4 separate regions of the Mus musculus genome follow, and all the other regions are linked to region 1. A link is a loop called in an ENCODE intact Hi-C map of the cell type or tissue named here. Cell type or tissue: gastrocnemius. All regions are shown on one strand. Region 1 overlaps Tmem170b (transmembrane protein 170B). Region 2 has its middle 33 kb from the start of Smim13. Region 3 overlaps Gm32184 (a long non-coding RNA gene). Region 4 has its middle 52 kb from the start of Smim13.

What was found. Hi-C counts contacts between places; a loop is a spot of excess contacts. Peaks named below come from ENCODE experiments on the same cell type or tissue, not always from the same donor. Only the 100,000 strongest peaks of a DNase experiment are listed, where the experiment ranks them.
Region 2: it touches region 1 in a loop (3-fold over the local background); 20 of 42 quality-filtered maps call a loop at or near these places.
Region 3: it touches region 1 in a loop (8-fold over the local background); 22 of 42 quality-filtered maps call a loop at or near these places.
Region 4: it touches region 1 in a loop (3-fold over the local background); 8 of 42 quality-filtered maps call a loop at or near these places.

Annotation. Positions count from the first base shown.
Region 1 is chr13:41,632,469-41,637,468 of GRCm38, forward strand. It overlaps Tmem170b (transmembrane protein 170B), which reads left to right. Exons shown (of 3, transcript NM_001163572.2): 3 at 1,988-5,000. The coding sequence ends at 2,118. Among named protein-coding and RNA genes, the nearest start is that of Gm5082, 14 kb to the right of the region's middle. In gastrocnemius, no CTCF peak of the experiment used is centred here; a DNase peak (open chromatin) is centred at 2,262.
Region 2 is chr13:41,280,558-41,285,557 of GRCm38, forward strand. No RefSeq gene overlaps it. Among named protein-coding and RNA genes, the nearest start is that of Smim13, 33 kb to the left of the region's middle. In gastrocnemius, a CTCF peak has its summit at 2,848 (motif pointing right); a DNase peak (open chromatin) is centred at 2,854.
Region 3 is chr13:41,569,958-41,574,957 of GRCm38, forward strand. The region is part of intron 1 of Gm32184 (a long non-coding RNA gene); the gene reads right to left. Among named protein-coding and RNA genes, the nearest start is that of Tmem170b, 33 kb to the right of the region's middle. In gastrocnemius, a CTCF peak has its summit at 2,272 (motif pointing left); DNase peaks (open chromatin) are centred at 2,247 and 2,626.
Region 4 is chr13:41,299,765-41,304,764 of GRCm38, forward strand. No RefSeq gene overlaps it. Among named protein-coding and RNA genes, the nearest start is that of Smim13, 52 kb to the left of the region's middle. In gastrocnemius, a CTCF peak has its summit at 3,103 (motif pointing right); DNase peaks (open chromatin) are centred at 1,766 and 3,124.

The DNA of each region.
Region 1 (5,000 bases):
GCCTTCTTATTTGCTGTATTCTCAACATCCATGGCTACGTCTCTTGGCTCTTGTGATTGGTTCATCTTCTGTTTCTATTTTCTCAGTAGGGCCTTAGTTCTTAGACCTCTGTGGTTTTGTAGTGTATCATGGAGGTGCTTTGGTCTAGTGAGTGTGTCCTAGGTAATTCAGAGTTAGGGTAGCCATCTGTTCATGGTCTGTTCTTTCATATGGATTTCAGAGTTTATCTACTGAATCCCCCCACCCCTCGCCAAGCATGAGTGTGGTGCTGTTAGAACCCACTTGGGAAGCTCTGGGATGTTTGGGGGTGTGACGTGACGTGTCCACTTAAGGAACCCATCCTCCCTCTCATTAGAGAGAAAGCTGCTTCCTCAGTAGGAGTCGTGTGCTTTGCACACCTCCTGAACACTGATGTGCATGGTAGTTCTTGGTCACACTTTGGTTGTACTGGTGTGAGGAAATCGTGTGCCTCTTGGGTAGTTGTGTTTAGGAAGAATTCACAGAGGCCTGGTGCAGTGAAGAGGTGAGTGGACTGCGGACAAGCTAAGCATTAAGTCAGGTACAGACTGGGACTGAAGAAACAACTGAAGTGTAGTCAAAGATAGAGAATCTAAAATGTAACATTTATTCAACAGTTACATGCTACTAAGTGTAAAATGTCAAAATGAACTTAAGGAGGAATACTAATGGAACAGTATCTTTAAATCACTGAAGTGCTGAAGCCACACACACACCCCCCACGCCCAATCTCCAGGCCCAAATACAGTATTTGGAGCATCCCTACCAGAATTTTAAGGAACATTTACCCTCCCTCCTTTTTAATCCAAATTATTGCAGAAAATAGAGTAAAATTTGTATGATTTTTGCTGAGACTGGTCTGGCCATGTCAGGAAAGACAAAAAGGGGTAAAGGCAGCATGGGCTCCAGGAATACTGCCCCTGGGTGCAGAGGTTACTTGCTGACATCTAGGGCTTTGCTGTTGGTTTTTAAATTTTATATATTTGTATATAGGCATTTTACCTGCGTGTATGTCTATGTACCACTTATGTGTCTGGTGCCCATGGAGGCCAAACAGGGCATTGGATCCCTTGGAGTTAACGGATAGCCATGGGCTACCATATGGTTGCTAGAAATTGAACCCAGGTCCCTTGAGAAAGCAGTGGTTGCTGTGAACACCGAGCCATCTCACCAACCCATGTTTGCTTGAGAACTCACTGAGAACCACCTGCCTCTGCTGAGAGAGAGAGAGAGAGAAAGAGAGAGAGAGAGAAAGAGAGCGAGCGGTGGTTGAGGGTGCTGTTGCACCTGGCCCTCTGCCTTTTCTTCTCTCCTACTTTTCCTTTATTGCCTCTCCCCTCCTCTCCTCTTTTCTCCTGCCCACCCTCCTTTCCTTCTAACCTCCCTTCCTCCCTTCCCACTTTCTTCCCTGTGGTTTTAAGGCCCTCTCTTTCGTAGTATACTGAACCCATCCACTTGGTTTCCAAGTTTACAGCTGTGGTTTTATTTTTAGCCTTTTCTTCTTTTATGATGGCATGGTGTGAGGTAGGACCAGGATGGCTATTCCAGCACCGTAAGTTGAGTTATGAGGCACTGATAGTTCCTCCTGCCGTGACTGCTCTCTAGAGTTAGTGCCCAGAGTGCTGGGACCAGTACCTATTTCTTTCCTTTTCAATATGTGCATTTTAAGGGGATGGATGAGAGTGTATTCTGGAGTAAACATGAGTGTCAGTTCTTATTGAAAAGATCCTCACATTAAAAGTGCTGAGAGCGTGAACTGTGGACTGTAGAGTTCCGTTAAAAGCACCGTTCTTGGGTTGTGTGGTTCTGTGGGGTTTGGGAACGGTTAACCAGCCGTGTGGAGGAGATCCTCAGTCAGGTGAAGAGTGGGGAAGGTTTTCTGTTTAGGTAACTGAAAGGTGACTTGCCGCAGGCAGCCGTGCGTGTGGCAGGTGGGGCCCTGGATGACTCTGCTCTGCTTCCCTCCCAGGTGCAGCAGTGGCCGGCATCTACAGAGTGGCTGGGAAGAACATGGCCCCGCTGGAAGCCCTGGTGTGGGGCGTGGGGCAGACTGTGCTGACACTCATCATCTCCTTTTCAAGGATCCTCGCCACACTCTGAGTTCTGAGGGAATGTCTTCTTCACTAAGGAAACGTGTGGACAGAGTCCCCGGAAATGTGTGGTTAATCAGCTGAAATGAAGTGGTACAAGCAGGGACCCAGCAAGAAAAACCTAGGGAAGACCTTGAGCCGTGTGGCAAGCCTGCCCTCTGGCGTCCAAACGTTTGCACTACCGCACTGCACCTTACGTGCCTCCATCCCAGGCAAGGTGCACAAGACTCTCTGTGAAGCTGCAAGAAGAAGCACCTTGTTTAGTTGCCAATCAGGTTAACATTGGTGTTGAAACCGTCGTTCTCAACGGTGTTGTGTTAAGTTACAGGAACGTTTTGAGAAATTGATCTATGTGCCAAACTTTCCTTTCTGTTAACATTGATCATGTGACAGTTTGCAAGTGTAGACATAGGTGAGTGCTGTGAGTATACTTGACATGGATTCAGGTAACGTAGCCAGGCTTAGCTTTGTCGTGTTAATCCCATGAGTGTTGGATAGTGGGCTTTCAATACCAAGGATGGTGTTCGGTTTGTTAAGCTGAGTGTTCTGGAACTTGGGGCTTTAATCTGTCTCTGTGTTGTTATTTAATTTATGTGAAAACCACTGGTCTCCTCAGTGGACGACTAGCTGAGCTGTTCTATGGACTCAGACTTGTAGGGTGCATACTTTTCAGTAACCTACACCTTTCATAGTTTCCCTCATATATCATATTCTATTTATATGGATCAAACCTTTATGAGTCAAACACATTGTCACTTGTGTGTCATAAAAATATAATTTACATTTTTCTTATAAATTTTGTAAGGAAAAGTCTAAAATGCATGTTGCATTCTTCAACCCTTCTAAAGGTTTTTGCCTCCATCTCACAGAATATTCTAATTCATTGCAGTGGGATTGTGTGCACTGTGTACGTGTCTTGAGTGTCTTGGATTCTATAGTACTAACTGCTTAGAGAGTGGCCTAAATTAGGCTCTGGGATTAAGAATGCTTCATTTATAGGAAAATAATAAGTACCTTACATAGGAAGAGCAGTAAACTGTCTCCCTCTGTGTATGTGGCAGGGAGAAAATTACACTTGGGAAGACTGAGGACTGAGTGGATGGTTTTCAAGTTGGCAGTTAGTCTGAGTGTATCAAGACAATGCAGAACCTTTATCTAAGCGGGGATGTTAGCGGTGTGGTTTAAGTTTGTGATTCTAAGTTATTACCTGAGTCGAATAGAGTCTCAGGTCACATTCATTAACAGTGGAAATGTACTTTGTTTATAAAACCTTTTAGGAGGTTTAGAAAAACACACAGTTGTTTATTACAAATACAGGAAGTTGGGAAAGTACAGACCCTGGTTGAACTGAGTGTGTGTGTGTGTGTGTGTGTGTGTGTGATAACCAGTTGTAACTACAAACGTGCTAACTTAAGGGAAGATCCATTGTAGAAATTATGAATTTATAGGTAATCTAAAGAATAGCATAGCACCTTGAGCTCCTTGACGTAGTTTGGTTGAAGACGTTTATTATCCATGCCCCTTTTCCCTAACAGAGAATGCATTATCAGTTTCGGGAGGAGCTGCTTTGCCAGTGCATCAGCCAACTTAGACTTACTAATAACGTGGCTTGGAAATTTAACAACCCAAAAATCAACCAAGAAGCAAAGCTATATCCTTAGAGATGTCAGAGAACAAGCCTGAAATTGATTTCTTCTGCTGTGCCCAGGCCTGCTGCTCTTCCCATGCATTCTTTGTATTCTTGCTGTTTTCTAAACTTAAACGTGAGCATCTTTTCCAGGTAACCCCAGTTTTCTCTCCTGTTTGGCTGGCTTTGCTCTTGTCAGCAACTCAGAGCTTTGTGTGCCAGCGTGAGACTTAACTGTCTCTGACATTGACTTGTGTACAGAACAAATATTTGTGTTAACATGGTTATCTTATGATCTGAGAAAGTTATCATGTTAAAGTAATACGGAGCCCATTGTTCAAATCTAAAACTAACTAAAGATTACCTTGATACATTGACTATGTGAATGAATGGACCAAAGAGAATTGCGCTTGTTTTGTGCTCTAGGGTGAAAGTCTAAGGGGGTTAGTTACCTCTTTAGAGACTGTCCTGCGGTCATCTCATTGTCAAGCTAATTTGCATTAAGAATTGTGTTCATGTGTGCACTTTTAATTTGATGGGCATTTTTAGTTTCTTCAGTTATTTCCATTGGGATTTTGTGTAACTATCAACTCTTGGTATTTTGAAATGCAATTGAGTAGTGTGGATTTATGAAACTGTCTATATATCTATTTATATGGTAAAGTTTTCAAGAAGCTGTTTCTTATAGAGACAAAGTGTTTAATGAAATATATATATATATACACATAAGAATATCATTATATATACATATATAGATAGCTATATATGAATACAGTCCAATTGGAAAGCTTTGTTTGATGAACATTTTCCTGTTCTTCTGGAGAAGTTGATACATTTGTTTGGTTAAATGCTCTTTGAAATAGACTGGAGGGTATTTAAGGGTTTGCTGGAGACCCTTGTTTTGGATCTGACAAAAGCTCTCACTGACATAGTCAGTTCCATTTTCTTAAAAGCTCAGCCATGGATTAGCAGCACATTTTCTTCCTTAGCACCCCATCTCATGTGACCAAGAGCCTGATCACCATACAGTTCCATCAGCTTCTCAGGAGACATGGTTAACTCAAGTCCTCGTGTGTGTCAGCTCAGCCAGTGGTAAAGGCTTACCCAGGATTCTTTCTTAGTATTCGAAACACAGAATTCCATGGCTCCTTTTCTAAGCCTTCAGGAGATTTTTTTTTTTTTTTTTTTTTTTTTGGTGAAAGAAGGGAAATTAGGTGTGTTGTGAAGAACAAGGATAATTAAGATCTGAGGATGCTATAGAAAAC
Region 2 (5,000 bases), 350 kb before region 1:
CCTCTCTGGGGCTATTGAGGCGCTGCTGCCCACTGGGTTTGAAGGAAGACACAGAGCCCAGAGACAGTGTGTCCGGGATCTTGGTGCAGCTGTGAGTGCTGAGGGGAGAAGGCTGTCTCTGAGGACTTCAGTTTTCCAGTTCTCTTTGATGAACTTCGGTGAAACAGCTTGTGCACATACACTTTACTCAGGGTGAACAAGGGCCATGAGTGAACCTTGCAGTGTGGGAAGGCTGAGCTTCTTCAGGGCGAATGTAAATCCCTGGCTGGAGCTAATGACTGGGAGAGCCTCATCTGCATGAAGAGGCATTCCAGGAATCCCAGGTGCCTGAGAGCAGGTTCTCACCTGGACTTTTGCCAAGGGCTGTGAGACACTTCTCCTGACATTCCTCCTGTGGAAGACCTGGAGGGTCAGGCTACTCAGATCAGGCAGAGAAGAGGAAACCCAGCTAAGAAAACGAAGCCCTCCATTTTGCACTGAGCTCAGGAAAGCTTTCCAGACGTACTAGACTACAACCTTGGTAATGGGGTCCACCGCTTCCTTGTGCTAGACCCTGCTCAATAGCTGCCTCTGGGACATCACTGGCAGAATCCAAGGGACAGTTTTTAGTCCTCAGGTTGACCTGGACACTTCCTGTGGTCCTTCCTTCCTTCCTTCCTTCCTTCCTTCCTTCCTTCCTTCCTTCCTTCCTTCCTTCCTTCCTTCCTTCTTTCCTATGTATGTCTTCTTGGCTTCCATGGCATAAATTCTTGATTGTATTTCTGCTCATTTGGCCCCACCCCTATCCCATGAATAGCTTGAAGCTGAACCTCACAGCTCACAAGCCTTAGTTCTAGCTCTGTTCTCACCCTGTGCTCTTTCTCTGGGCCATTGTACTCGTGGCCTCAAATGTCTCTTCAGCCTGGACTCCTGCTTCTCTCCTTTGAGCCAACAATCTTTGTATCACTTTCTTGGCCGTCTTAAATACTGACCAAGGGACTGGGAAGGTGGTAGGTTTGTATGAATGTTGCAAAAGCATGAGGACCTGGGTTCTGATTTCTAATACCCGGGGGATGGGGGGGGGGATGGGGGGTGGGCTGTGGTCTTGGGAAGTCTGAGTGGTGGGGGAGGTGTACAGATTGACAGGTATGCGTAGCCCTAATGTCTTGGGTACAGAGACTAGTGGATGCCTTGAGCTCACTGGCTAACCTGCCTAGCCAGATCAGTGAGCCCCAGAGTCAGGGAGAGACATTGTGAGAGAGAGAGAGAGAGAGAGAGAGAGAGAGAGAGAGAGAGAGAGAGAGAGAGAGAGAGAGAGAGAGAGAGGAGAAAAGAGAAGAAAAGAAAAGAAAAGGTATGGCTCTGTGATAGTTAAAAGTAAAAAAGTGACCAAAGTATACACTCTCAACATTGACTTCTGACCTCCATACGTGCATGCACATACCTCCAAACATGTTTATGTGCATACATCCACACAAATATAATATATGCATATATATATATGCATATGTATATATATATATATATATATATATGTACATATATGTCCCATGCAAACACCACACACACACACACACACACACACACACACACACACACACACGTCAAACTCAACATCAAATTTATATATAATCCTTTCTAACCTGCTGTTCTTCCAGTGCCCCTAAAAAATTGCTCCTCAGCAGCCACCGTGTGGTCCCTCCCACCTCCCTGCCTCATGTCCAACTTCATTGGGCCTTGTTGAGTCTCCTGTTCCATACACCTTTCTCCATGACACGGTTACCCACTGCATTATAGCAAGTGCTTGTAGAATATTAGCTTTCCTAAGATGGATTTTGTAGTGATCAGTATATTCCATGTGTTTTACAGGGATCACATGACTCAGTACAGATGACATGTTCACCACGCCCTGCATTTTCTTACCATTGCTTTGCCCATGCAGACGATGCTAACAGTGGATTAGGTCCTTATGGTCTGTCTCCGGTGCTTTCTCCTCACTGCCACAAGAATGAAACTCAACTTTGTTGCCCCTTTGCTTGTCATGTGTAAATGGGTTCCTTGTGGTTTATGGAAAAAAAAGAAGAAAAGAGAGGTTGACATCTTTAATGTGCTCTTTTCTACCTGACTGCATAGATGAGCCCTTCCAGGATTCAAACCTACCTACCCCTCATCTCCATGTCTACAGCTGTGGGAGACACCTTGCTTGCACCAATGCGTGGTCCTCCTCCTGCAGGCGGTGAACACTTGCCTCCCCACTCCCCACCTTCTGGTCACTCTTCCTGTTTCAACTCATAAGTCACACCCTGGGGAAGGCTCTCCTGACCATTCATCGCCCCTTCTAGATCATTCGTCTGTTATTTAGTCTCAGCAAACCCACTTCCTTCGCTTTTGAGGTCTGATCACAGACAAGGAGTCGACGTCTGTCACTAGGATGAACTATCAATATTTTAATACATTTTAGGACTTATATCAAAATAACACTTCAGTCTGCTGGCTGCTGTATCCAGTCTTCTTGTTGGACTCCAAGCCTGAACGCCATGCTGCTCGATCTTGTCTCAGCATCAGAAACCTTGCCACTTAATGTAGCCAACAGTGAGCAGAGTCTGTTAATGAGATGCTTATTTTGCCAGCCTCTGGTTCCACTTCGTTTGTTTTTTTGTTTGTTTGTTTGTTTTTTTGAGACAGGGTTTCTCTGTATAGCCCTGGCTTGTCCTGGAACTCACTCTGTAGACCAGGCTGGCCTCAAACTCAGAAATCCGCCTGACTCTGCCTCCCAAGTGCTGGGATTAAATTCTTGTCCTATTTTACACCCCTAGGAAGAGGGCAAAAGATTCTGTCCAATAAACAGAATAAGCAGCGTTTGACCACAAGGTGGCGACAGTCTTTAAGACTTAGGATCAAGAATTGCTTCTATTCCAGTGTGGTCAGGAGAGTGCGCTTTAAAGGGGTGTTGTGGATAGAAGTTTGGTATCTATGGCATCCTATTTGGGGCCATAGATGTGAGGTGTAATCAGGCATACGGCAGTGAGGGTGAGTGTGTCAGTCACTGCTTAAAGTAGAACAGAGTCAAGTGAACATATCTTTGGGCCAGGGCAGCAGGTCAGCCACCCTCCCCCTCCCCTACCTCCCCAAAGGTGAGTTAGGTAGCTGTAATTCCAGTCCGTATGACTTCCACTGGGGAAGGGCTGAAATGTAAAGAAAAGGCTAGTCAAAGATTTAAAATCTCATCTCCCGGTGAAAGCAGAGACGTTTGGAAGACGAGCGGGAAAGGGCGATTAACCGAAAGGCCTCATGGGAGCGTGGAAACGACGCTTTCTATTGACCAGTGCCTTCAATATGAAAAAAAGATACTTTTTCCTGTATTGTTTTCATGGAACCTCATAGCTTTGCCGTAAGGATAGAGGGTAGAGAAGATATTATCCTCACGAGTAAAGAAACGGAGGCGAAACAGGTCCCAGGATGTGATGTAGCTTGACGGTGGATGCCATGATTAAGCACCAAGCACCTGGGCTCCTGTCTTGTCGCTTAGGTAAATGTTTTCTGTTTTAGAAGCTTCCAGGTCACTTTGTGTCATCCAGCACAAAGGAAAACACAGTCTGATGCAAACACTAAGCGGAGAATATCTGCGAGCCAATAGGGCAGGCAGACTTGCTTGGCCTACTTTTATTCTTTATTTAAGCCTGTCTTATCTTGCCTTCCCCTACAGATGTATAATCTTAGGTAATAGCCATTTCTTATAACTAGTGCTCCATTGTCTTCTGGCTCCTGTGGTTGACGATGAGAAAAATTTGAAAGGTACAAATTGTCGTCTTTTTGAAAGCAGTCTTTCCTGTTGACGGAAAGGCACGTTGAGGCGTACAGAGTGTGTCAATGGAGGGTTTGGTCCAGCTATGCTGAGGGTGGCTACTTGGGCTAACAAGAGTTCCAGTTGATCAGAAAAGGTACAGCTGAATGGGGTTGAAGTGGATCTGGTTTGAGAAAGAAGGGAGGGGGAAGGAGGGGGAGGGAGGGGGAGGGAGGGGGAGGGAGGGGGAGGAAGATTAAGGATATTATAGCACACTGGTTGCTACAACTGAGTGGGTAGACAGGATGCTTGTCATTCATTATTGACTCTCTGCCATTCACCTTGTTACTCATTTCAAGTAAGAATCAGAACAGATGCCAGGTAGATGCCTTAGTGAGCAAAGGCCATTGCCTCCAAACCTGCTGACACGTGTTGGAGCTCTGGTACCCACATGATGGAAGGACAGACACAATTCCCATAAGCTAGCCTCTGAAGTCCACCATGTACTCTGACAAATGTGTGTCCCTAGACACAGACAGACAGACAGACAGACAGACAGAAAGACACACAGGCACACACATACACATACACATACACACACACACACACACACACACACTATTAAAAAAAATTAAAAATGATTGCAGCAGGCAGGAGCATCTTCCAAGTTGCGCACTCTAATGGTGCCCATTAGGACCTAAGTTGAAGGGACTGAAGGCTAACTTAACCAGATCACAAGACTCTGGAGCCCAGGAATGTGACTGTTCCTCATCACCCATGTCAACTAGGTCTGATAAGTGTTTTTCATACCCCCTTTATTTGTTTCTGCACCCTCTGCTCTCTCTTCACTGGCTACTCTTGTTAGAAATAAATCACTATGGCCATTTTCAGTATGTGGTGTCTTTAGAGTTCCTTAATCATACAGTAAATCTTTGTATGAATATACATAGATAGTTCAAATACAATTTTCTCATCTTGTCTGGTGGGGCTTCCTCCAGGAGCCGAAGACAACCTAACAAAACTATTAATACCAGGCATGAGAAGCCCTTTATTTTTGAGCTGTTGTTCAGGGTTGTTCAAGGGACTCTCAAAACATGACAGACTATCACTATTGCTCTTGGTTGCTCCTAGAGGTGGAAGTTAAGTCCACATTGCTGAAGACACCACATGTGTACTTCAGACACAGGGCCCAGAGGCTCCTGAGCTGGAACTGACCTGAACGCCTCCTCCCTGAGGA
Region 3 (5,000 bases), 63 kb before region 1:
TTTAGCTGCCTGAGAGGCGAGTGACTTATGGAAAGGAAGTATTCCTTGGCACAAGTACAGACTCTGGCCACAGAACTACGGCCTTTTCATTTTTTTAAGAATCCAGGAGGTATGAATGGCCATTAATACCACAGAATGCCCACTTAGCATCTCACAGACTTGATTGAGAACTAACCTTAAACACGAGGCCATAGAAACCATCCTAGGAACAGGGCATATAGAAATGTTTCATTACCTCGGTCTTCTTGTACTGACAAGCTGCAGGGATCAGAGGACAGAAGAGTAGCCACGTGTTAAGTGTTATGGCCCACCTGAGTGACCTGAAAATCCCAATGACTTTGTCAGAGCTTGGAGACCCAGCCAATAATCCCTAAATAGTGTGAGGACTTATTACCCCTTCCACTTTACAACCACAAGTCAATTTGTGGGCCAAGACATCTCAGGAGCATAGTGTGACACTCTTTGGGATTTTGAGAAGTAACTGGGAGGTCTTCGAGATATCCTGAGGCTCTCATAATCCAAAATTTGTAGTGAAGCCTTAGCAGACAGCCTTTGCTATATAACCAACGAGTCACAGAGAAGTGTGTGTGACACATGAATGTGAACCAGTAAACTGAAAATCAGCACTGTCATGCACACACACATGCACACACACCCTATACACAACACACATACACAACACATACACCACACACACAGACACATACTACACACACCACATATACAGCACACATATCACACACATACCACACACACACACCACACTCACATACACAAACACACACACAGACACCACACATACAAAATTAGGACCTAAGTCCACAGATTCACCTTACCTCTGTGTTTACATGTGGGTTTTGTTGTTGTTGTTGTTAATGAAGTCTAGGGTAGATATGTTTTGATATGATCAGTCCTTCATTAGTTTGCCTAGTGGCTCATGAGAAAAAATGGTAGGTGTTCTCAGGTAGGGGTTGAGTCAAAATTGAAGGATTATTAAAAAAAAAAAAGAACTGAAGAAAGAAAGGAATGAGGGAGGGAGGGAAGGGGAGAGAGAGAAGAAAGAAAGAGAGAAAGAAAGGGAAAGAAGAAAGATGAAGAGAGACAAAAAGGAAGGACGGAGCGAGGGAAGGAGGGAGAGACGGAGGGAGGGAGGGAAAGGGAAGAGAAGGGAAGGGAAGGGATGGAAAGAAGAAAGATATAGAGTGATAGGAAGGAAAGAAAGAAGGAAGGAAGGGAGGGAGGGAAGGAAGGAGGGAAGGAATGAAGGAAGGAAGGAAGGAAGGAAGGAAGGAAGGAAGGAAGGAAGGAAGGAAGACAAAAACAACAAAAACCAGTTCTTCAAAGCTCAATCTGCCCCTAGCCTCTGTCTCCCTTTGATTTATACTCTACCATGTTGTAAAGTCTCAATCTTGTCTTCAGACACTGGAATCAGAGGTGCTGACTACAACGCTGTCTTTATTCTCCAGATCACTGGCCTGTCGAAGCTTGACTCCCCTTGATCCAGCTCAGGGCCACTGCAGCGTTCTCCCAGACTCACATAGAAGCTGCCATTTTGACTACAGGTTGCCAACGCTCTTGGATTAGCGTGCACAATTATGGGCAAAATCTGCTTCCCATTTGTCAGGAAAGCAGGAGTCTTACAATGTGTTTGGTTCCTGCAATTAATTCACTGTAAGCAATTTGGTCCCCAGATTCCCTGCAGTGAGAATAGCCGGCCATTTTCACAGTCATTGAACCATTAAATCCCTGTGTATACAAAACAAAGAACTAGGAAAGAATGTTGAGTAAGAGTTACTTAAAATGGTGATACAAATGTTACCCTTTCAGTAACCGTCCTAGCGTGATATATAATACACAAATATACTGATGCCTACGAGCATGGAATACAGAAATACTGTCTGTGTTGTGTCAGAAGCCAGAGGCAGCACAGAATGTGGTTGTCACAGTCACACGTTAGAGCATTGTCTGGGAATTACAGGCTTCTAGATCCCCTCTCCTTTTTCAGGAAATGCTACCTGCCCTGCTGCACCCAAAATACAGGAAAGGTAGAGTTTCTCTCCCTTCTGTCTGTAAACCAGGATGGAGGCTAAGTTACTTATCACAACAAAGTGTCTTGAGTTTCAGAGAGCATTTCCTCCGAACCTTCCCTGTGGCCAGTGTCTTGAATTTGAAGGCTCTTGTCAATTTCACCTTCTCAAAAGGACAAAGATAAATTAGGCACTGGTTCCCCCTGGTGTTTGATTGTGGAACTATACTTCCAAGATTCACCGATGGGTTTCTGTTTGTGGCGGGACAGTTTGCCCTCTGGTGGAGACCACAAAAACAGCCAAGATGCTAATTAAATATTTGTTTATTGAGTTTAAAGCAGTGAGTATTAATTCAAAGCACAAATTTTTAAATACGAAAATTACAAATCACTAACTATCACACACACAAAGAGAGCAAGCAGTTACATTTGGTAGGCATAGTGCTTAGGACTTGGTTGGTACAGGTTTAGTGGGAGTGATCACCCCCTAACACAGGAGATTCACCGGACAGTAATCACCTGCTCTCAGACATGGCATCTTGGGCCCTGGAGCAGGCAAACGCATGGTTCTGCCTAGAGATGTGTTTTTCATACAGTGTAACCAGCTGGTGCTGGCTTGTAGGCTTACATGGTTGGTGGCTGCCTCGTTGGCTCATGGCATCCAAGGAAGTGTGCCAAGAAAGAGAACCTAGAAAATTCTAAGCTCCCTCTCATGACCCACCTCAGAAGTCACCAGTGTCAGCCTGAGCTATTGATAGAAGTGGCTTCACCCAAGCTCACAGACAAAGAACATAACTCATCCTCCCGCCTAGAAGTGTCATGTCCCAAGGGAAAAAGAGGACTGGGTGTAACACATGTATTTGAATGGCCGTCTTCATAAAAATGTGATCAAACTATAGTGATTTTATTTCATTCTTTTCCAAACTCTGAGGTCAGTACCATCATTATCCCAATTTTGCTCTTCAGTGAATAGGGTCAAAAGTACTTTTTTTTTTTTTTAAAAGACTTCTTCATAACATCGGAACAGATCAAGCCCTACTAAATCTGTGGATTTGTGTGGGAGGAGGGAGGCAAATCTGTCCCCAGACAAGACTGTTAAGTTAATGTTTATTAGTGTACCAAAGACTGATACACTTCCAATCAATGAAAATATAAACCCACAGGATAGTGACAGACACAGCAGCTCCAAGGAAGAACACTACCAGGCTGACTTGGAGTCATCTATTATTCTGCAAGATCCAGCCAGTTCTTGCAGGAGAGACTAGCCACATAGCAATATGACAGAGATTACTGAGTTGGCTTTTGTGCTTATTGTCTTGACAGGAGGCCAGCTCCTATTTGCTCATCTCCACTGTGACAGCACTGACCTCATAGATCAAGGACTCTAGGTAGGAATTATTCCAATGGCCAATGCTAAGTAGATGGAAACGGGAAAGGTCTGTTGTTTGACTCTTCCTGGGGAGTCTTTATCTTTCCCCTCCAGATAGAGAGGACCAAGACAAAGGACCCCTGTAGACAAGTTCAGCTTGGTGAGCAAAAGAGTTCATTTTGCTCTATCATTGGCTGGGTAGAGTCTGCAACAGGTGGCAGCTGATGCTGCACTCAAGGATGCTCGATGAAGCAGCATCACCAAGTGGCAGGTTCTGTAGATGCCACATGGGTAAAAGTATGACATGCACAATTTGTTTCAGAACAACCCTTGTGGAAACAATGTGTAAAATCGGTAAAAAGGTGATTTCCTCTGTACCTTCTAGTAATGGGTACTTAAGTAAAAGTAAAATGAGCTAATGTTTATTGAGTAGTTAGTCTACCCCAGGAGGTCACGTTGCTTCTGCCTGAAGTCATTATTTGTCTCATTTCACAGATGAGCAAAGAAAATAACAAGATAAGTACAGACACTGCTTTGATTCTCCAAGTGAGAGATGGGGAGGTAGGGGAACCAGTCCCATAGTGCTCACGGATTTAGAAATGATTTCATTGTTACATCAATGACACAGAGATGATACATTTACTTCAGTATGTTAATAACTAGTCTTTGGACGATCTTAAAAATAACACCAGTTTTAAAATTCTACTTCCTGTTTGCTCATTGCTGGTGAATAGAATACAATTGCCCCTGTAGTATCCTGAAATATTGCCAAACCAAACTGAAGGATTTTTAAATCAATTCTGTGGTATTGTCTGTGTAGACAACTATTGCTCGCCGAATAGAAGTTTTCTTTCTTCTTGATCTGTATTTCACTTAACTAATTCATCTTGACTTTTTATACCAGCTAAGAAGTCCAGCATAATGCTAACTAGGATATTAGGAGTAAATACCTTCTTTTTTTTTAAATCTTAGGAAGAAAGCCTTCAGTATCTGACCTTTTCATTTATATATACATATGTACATATGCATATACATATACAAATGTTTCCTCTTTAGTCTGTTAATATATTAACTGATTTTATAAATGTTTAGTGTATCAGTGTTTTACTTGCATGTTACAGCTGTACATCACATGTGTGCCTAGTCCCTGAAGAGGCCAAAAGAGAGCATCAGGTTGCCTGGAATTAGAGTCATGGATGTTTGTGAACTGCTGAGTGGGTTCTGGGAATTGAACTCAGGACCTTTTGACTGCTGAACCATCTCTCCAGCCCCTAAATTGATTGTCTAATATTGTACCACCTATATGTCTGGAATGAATCTCACTCAGTCATCACACATTTTTCTTTTATGTATTAAAGGAGTTAATTTTTAAATATTTACTTGGAGTTATGCTTAAGAGAGGCACTGTCCTGTGTCTCATTTTGGTAACATATTCATTTGTTTTTCTTCTAATGTAAAACTGGTTTGTTAAAGGGCAGAGAGGGTTTTGTTCTCTGCTATGTTACTAAACAGTTTGGATAGAAAGAGTACTATTTCTTTTTTGATTTGATAAAATTAATTGATAAAGATATTGGAATTTTACTTGTAGAAAGTTTCATATTACGA
Region 4 (5,000 bases), 330 kb before region 1:
CACTTTAATACAGTTTCTCATGTGGTGGTGACTCCCAACCATAAAATCATTCCATTGTTACTTCATAGCTGTAATTTGGCTGCTGGTTTGAATTGTAATGTAAATATCTGCTATGTAGGATATCTACCATTTAAGCCCAGAAGGGTCATGATCTACATGTTGAGAACCACTGCCCTATTTACCTATGAACGTTTCAGGCTCTTAACCCCCATCAGTGCAGAAGTGCCATGTACTAATCTAGATGAACTGATCTCCCATCCCAAAGCCTTCTCCACCCATTCTATTCCATCCAATGTGAGTTCCAGGTAAACAGCCTGGCTGCCCATCTCCAGATGGGTTTTATAAGATGTTCCAGCTGTTGTTTCCCTTTACTGTGTCATACCCTTGCTGAGCTTGTGCCATAGCTTGTACGTTTCCTGATTAGCACCCGTGAGGGCTCAGAGCACTTGCTCTTAAGATGACAAGGGCTGCCACACCCTCTCTCAGTCTTCAGCCTGCTGCAGGGACAAAGGCTGACCCATGTCACAGGCATTTAGTTAGCGCTTAGATCCAGCCAGAGCATCTGGGTCTGGATGTTTGCAGGCTCTGATGACACAAGCTTGCATTTGTGAAATTATTAAAGTGGCCGAAGGCATGCCCTGAAAGGAAAAGGAGTAGATCCCACCTCTGTGGACATCTTTGAGAGCAAACTATATTAAAAGATGTTGGTGGTCAGACTTGAGGGGAGGGTAGTACCTCCTTGAAGGCTGACAGGCGATAAGCAAGAGGGAAGTCTGGCTGGGTTTACATTAGACTCTGAAGGAAGCTACAGGGCAAGGCTGGTGTGTGTGCAAATGACAAGGTAGATGCACAGTCTAGGACACTGTACCCCAGTGGGAGAGTGCCTGGGCAGCATGCATGAGGGCATAGGTTCAATCCCAGGTATCAGCCAAAGTGTGGGGGAGGGGAAGAGAGAAAAGAAAGGTGAGAGAGAATGAACTATTCTGCCCAGTCCTCTTGGGGTGGGAGAATTGGCTATGAGTTGCAAGTCCAGCCCCGGCTAGCACTGAACATTTGATTCTGTGTAAGTAGAAGCCACGCCTATGTGCATAATTGCAAGTGACTCAAGGTGTGTGTGGGGTAGCTAAAGAGAAAGTATAAAGAATAATTCAGGTAGAAATGATTAAAGAGAAAAGTTAGAAGTGAGGTGTTCAAACTATGGGGATGGCCAGTACACTGGGCATTGTTGTTGCCTTTGACCTAGATAGTAAGTTAGAGAAAATGGAAATACGTGAGCCATTAGCTACAAAAATCCAATTTCTATAGGAAAATTTTATTTTTAAAAAAGAGAAAAGGCAGATCAATTTCTTAGAAGAAACAAAACACACACACACACACACACACACACACACACACACACACATATATCCTTATAATTTGCTCATGGGTAATAGACCTTTCCTTCTCTGGCTAGCCTTCTGCAGGCTTTCTGTCTATTTTACCTGCTGGTATCCTGGTTCAAAGGCTGTGATGCACAGAAGTCCCGAGATCAAGTGGGTAACAAATGTCCTGGCTGGGTTGAGACAGTGCCTGGGTGATTAACATCAGACTCACATGAAAACTAAATCCAGAGGTAGGCTGGCTCTGCGTATGCCCTCTTTGCAAAGCAATACAAAGAGTCCACCAGGAGCTGTGGATACACTGTTAAGCCTGAACACTGCAAGAAGCCCAAATCCGAGAGTGTCTATTTAGTACTGGCCAGGAGGATGGACACGGGCCAGGTTCATACCCAGGATTCCCAGGAAGTGGCACTGTGCTAGATTAGTCGGGTGCTCATCAAGGCAGAACTCACAAGGTAGGGACATCCCATCTTCATTCAATCAGGGGCAAGCATACACCCTGACATACTAGGAGGTATGTGCCTCCTGCATATATGTGACCAAGCACGTCCTGTGCCGGTGAGGCAACCACCCTTGTTCAAGAGGTGACCCGTCCTTGGGGCTTACAGGTTAACTTTAGCTCTCGCACACACCACATGGAGACTACAGTTATCCAGCTACAGGAGAGGCATCTCTGCTGTCAGCTGTCAGTCTGAAAGTCCTCTGCAGACTCATCTCTTGGAAGCTCAGTAGCAGCACGGTCCCTGTTTGGAAGGCTACAGAGCCTGGCTGTCAGAGCGAGCCTTTGACCTTGTCCCTTGGGTCTATTCTATTTCCTGGTCGTCTGCCATAGTCTTCTCTCCATACCGTCTTTAGTGTGATGGATTGCAGCTCTCTGAAACCATGGTCTTCAACTAAGCTTTCTTCTCTCAAGTTGTTTCTGCTTGATGCAAAAATAACTAACACGTCATGGAAATGTGCTTCCACAAAGGGAAACAATACAGCAATAGCTTATGGGCATCCTGCCCTTTGAAGAGATTTTTGTTTTTATTTATTATATTTAAGGATCTTCTTCCTGGCACTCATGCTGGGTGACTCACGAACACCTGTAATTCTAATTCCAGGGGGTCAGACTCTTGATTCTGGATTGTGTGACACAGATGTATACACAGAAATAAAAGAAAATAAATATATTTAAAGATTCTGCAAAGTCCTATTTGATTTTCAAAAAGTCTCTTCCAATGTGTGTGTGTGTGTGTGTGTGTGTGTGTGTGTGTGTGTGTGTGTAGGGGTTCAGGGGGTGGGGGGAGACACATACAGAGGTGAGATCATTCATTTGTTAGCCAGTCAACAAACATGGAATGAGTTCCTGTGTGAACCACATCAGAAGGCAGAGATAAACTCATGGTCCAAGATGCCTTAGATATGATATATACATCATTATATATATATATATATATATATATATATGTGTGTGTGTGTGTGTGTGTGTGTGTGTGTGTGTGTATGTGTGTGTGTGTGTGTGTGTGTGTGTGTAAATAAAATACTGTTTTATGTGTTTCAGGGGCATTTCAAATTATCCCCAAACCTTGTTTTTCTAGCACTGAGACAAGCGTTCGTTAGCATCGCTATTTCACAGGATGGTTGGTGGAAGAATTGGTTATAACCCACCCCACCTCAGCTTCTCTATTTTCTCACCAGACCACAAGGGGGCCCTGTGTGCAGCATCTCTGAGATGCCTCTCTAGTTTTCCACACTGGACCACGAGGGGGCACCATATATAGTATCCCCGAGAGGGCTCTCAGAGAACACGACTTTAGATGAGCAAAATGCACCAAAGAATTGTTACAGAAGCAAAGGGGTGCTAGTTCTCTGCCCCTGGAGGATAAGGAACTCTTGGGAGCCCCTTCCCAACAGGGTGCGCTGTCTGAAATGGGCCAACACCCCCAGGTTTACCTCGGTCGCCAGCGGCAGAGTGCATGCTACTTTGTTTCTAGCTTGTGTTTCTAGGTACAGGTCTCTACAAGCCCTAGTGTTTCTCGTAGATCTTTTGTTCCCTTCCTTGTTGGTTGCCTTTTGCAAACAGGACTAGCACTAAACCCAAACCCTCTTTTGTCAAACCCTAGGCCCTTGCCTGTGTGGACTGGGTGTCTAGACAGGTTTCACTTTTTTTTTTTTTTGTTTGTTTCATCCTAAAAACACCCCTGCTCCCCTCCCCCAGTCCTTTGCTTTGATACTTCAACCTTGTGCAAGACTCTGAGCTAACTCTCTGTGCCCTTCTAACCAATCCTAAAGTGTCCCATTGGCCACCCGATGTCATTTTGCATAGGGATTGAATTCCCAAAGAGCTTGGATGTTCTCAATCCTGCCCCATCCACACACACCTTTTAGGCAGCTAGATCATAAAAGCGACTCATAAAGTGCCTTCTGAAGGATGGCCGCTAGGATGTGGGCAGGGGTCTGGTGTCTGCCTGTACCCGGGCTGCTGGGTAGGCAGGCCAGTAGAAATTAAGGGAGTGTTTTCATTCAACGGCATTCTTTGCTGACTCTGGTCTCCCTGGAAAACAGTCTGTGAGAAGATAACATAAGATACTCTCTCTGTTAGCTCAGTTTTTCTTAATTATAGTAGTTTGGGAGATGACTTAAATCATGTTCTGAGGCTCTGAAGTGATTTTTTTTTTCTATCCTTCATATTGCAAAGGAATTTTTTGCAACGTAGGTATGAGTATTTGCTGATTTTTCAGTTGTCCCATTTTATCCCCCGTGTTTTTACCTCTATGCACTAAAATCCTTTCGAGGTTGTAATATATGTATATGGGTGAGTGTGTGTGTATGTATATATGTGGGTATATATATATACATATATGTATGTATGTATGTACACACACACACACACATATATATATATGTATATGTATATAATATTTAACTAACCAACCTTCCTTCCTCTAAGTGTTACAGCTCTGAAGGGTATTCTGGCATTCAGGAGCCAAGGAGTACCACAAAAATCACACCGTACAACAAACCTCAGACAACAGATTTATTGGGAAAGACAAGAGGGTGGCCGCTTCTGCTAGTGGAGGAGCAGTTCAGGACTCAGCAGAAGGCAGGGTTTTGTGGGGGGGTGGTGCGGGGGCGGCAGAGCTTTCCAGGGTAGCCAGGGGTTGGAGGAATTATGGGAGGATATACATGTACTGGAAAGTAGACCTTGAGATGTATGTTATAGACATTCATCACACACAACACCACATGCATGCCATGGAACACACACCACATTTACAGGGAACCTGGTGCAGCTTCATGCACGGTCTTAGAGTAATTTGTTACGCAGCCTCTGGGGGACATCTCTTTCAGATCCAGGATAGAGAACAGCGGGCTCACTTCACGTAATAGCAATTGGCCAATCTCACAGCCAATCTATTCTCCGTATCCAGCCTCCCAGAATGCTTCAGGCTGTGGTTTACAGGCATCTGTCATTTCTTCTTTTAAATTTCTTTTTATTTTTGAGATTGTAATTTAATTAGCATGTTTCTCTGGTCCCTTTCCTCCCTCCAGATCCTCCCTCTTCTTCAAACACATGGCCTCTTTTGTCATTAATTGCAAGTGCATGATTTTGGTTTGGGATTTTTTTCCCTCAGGTTA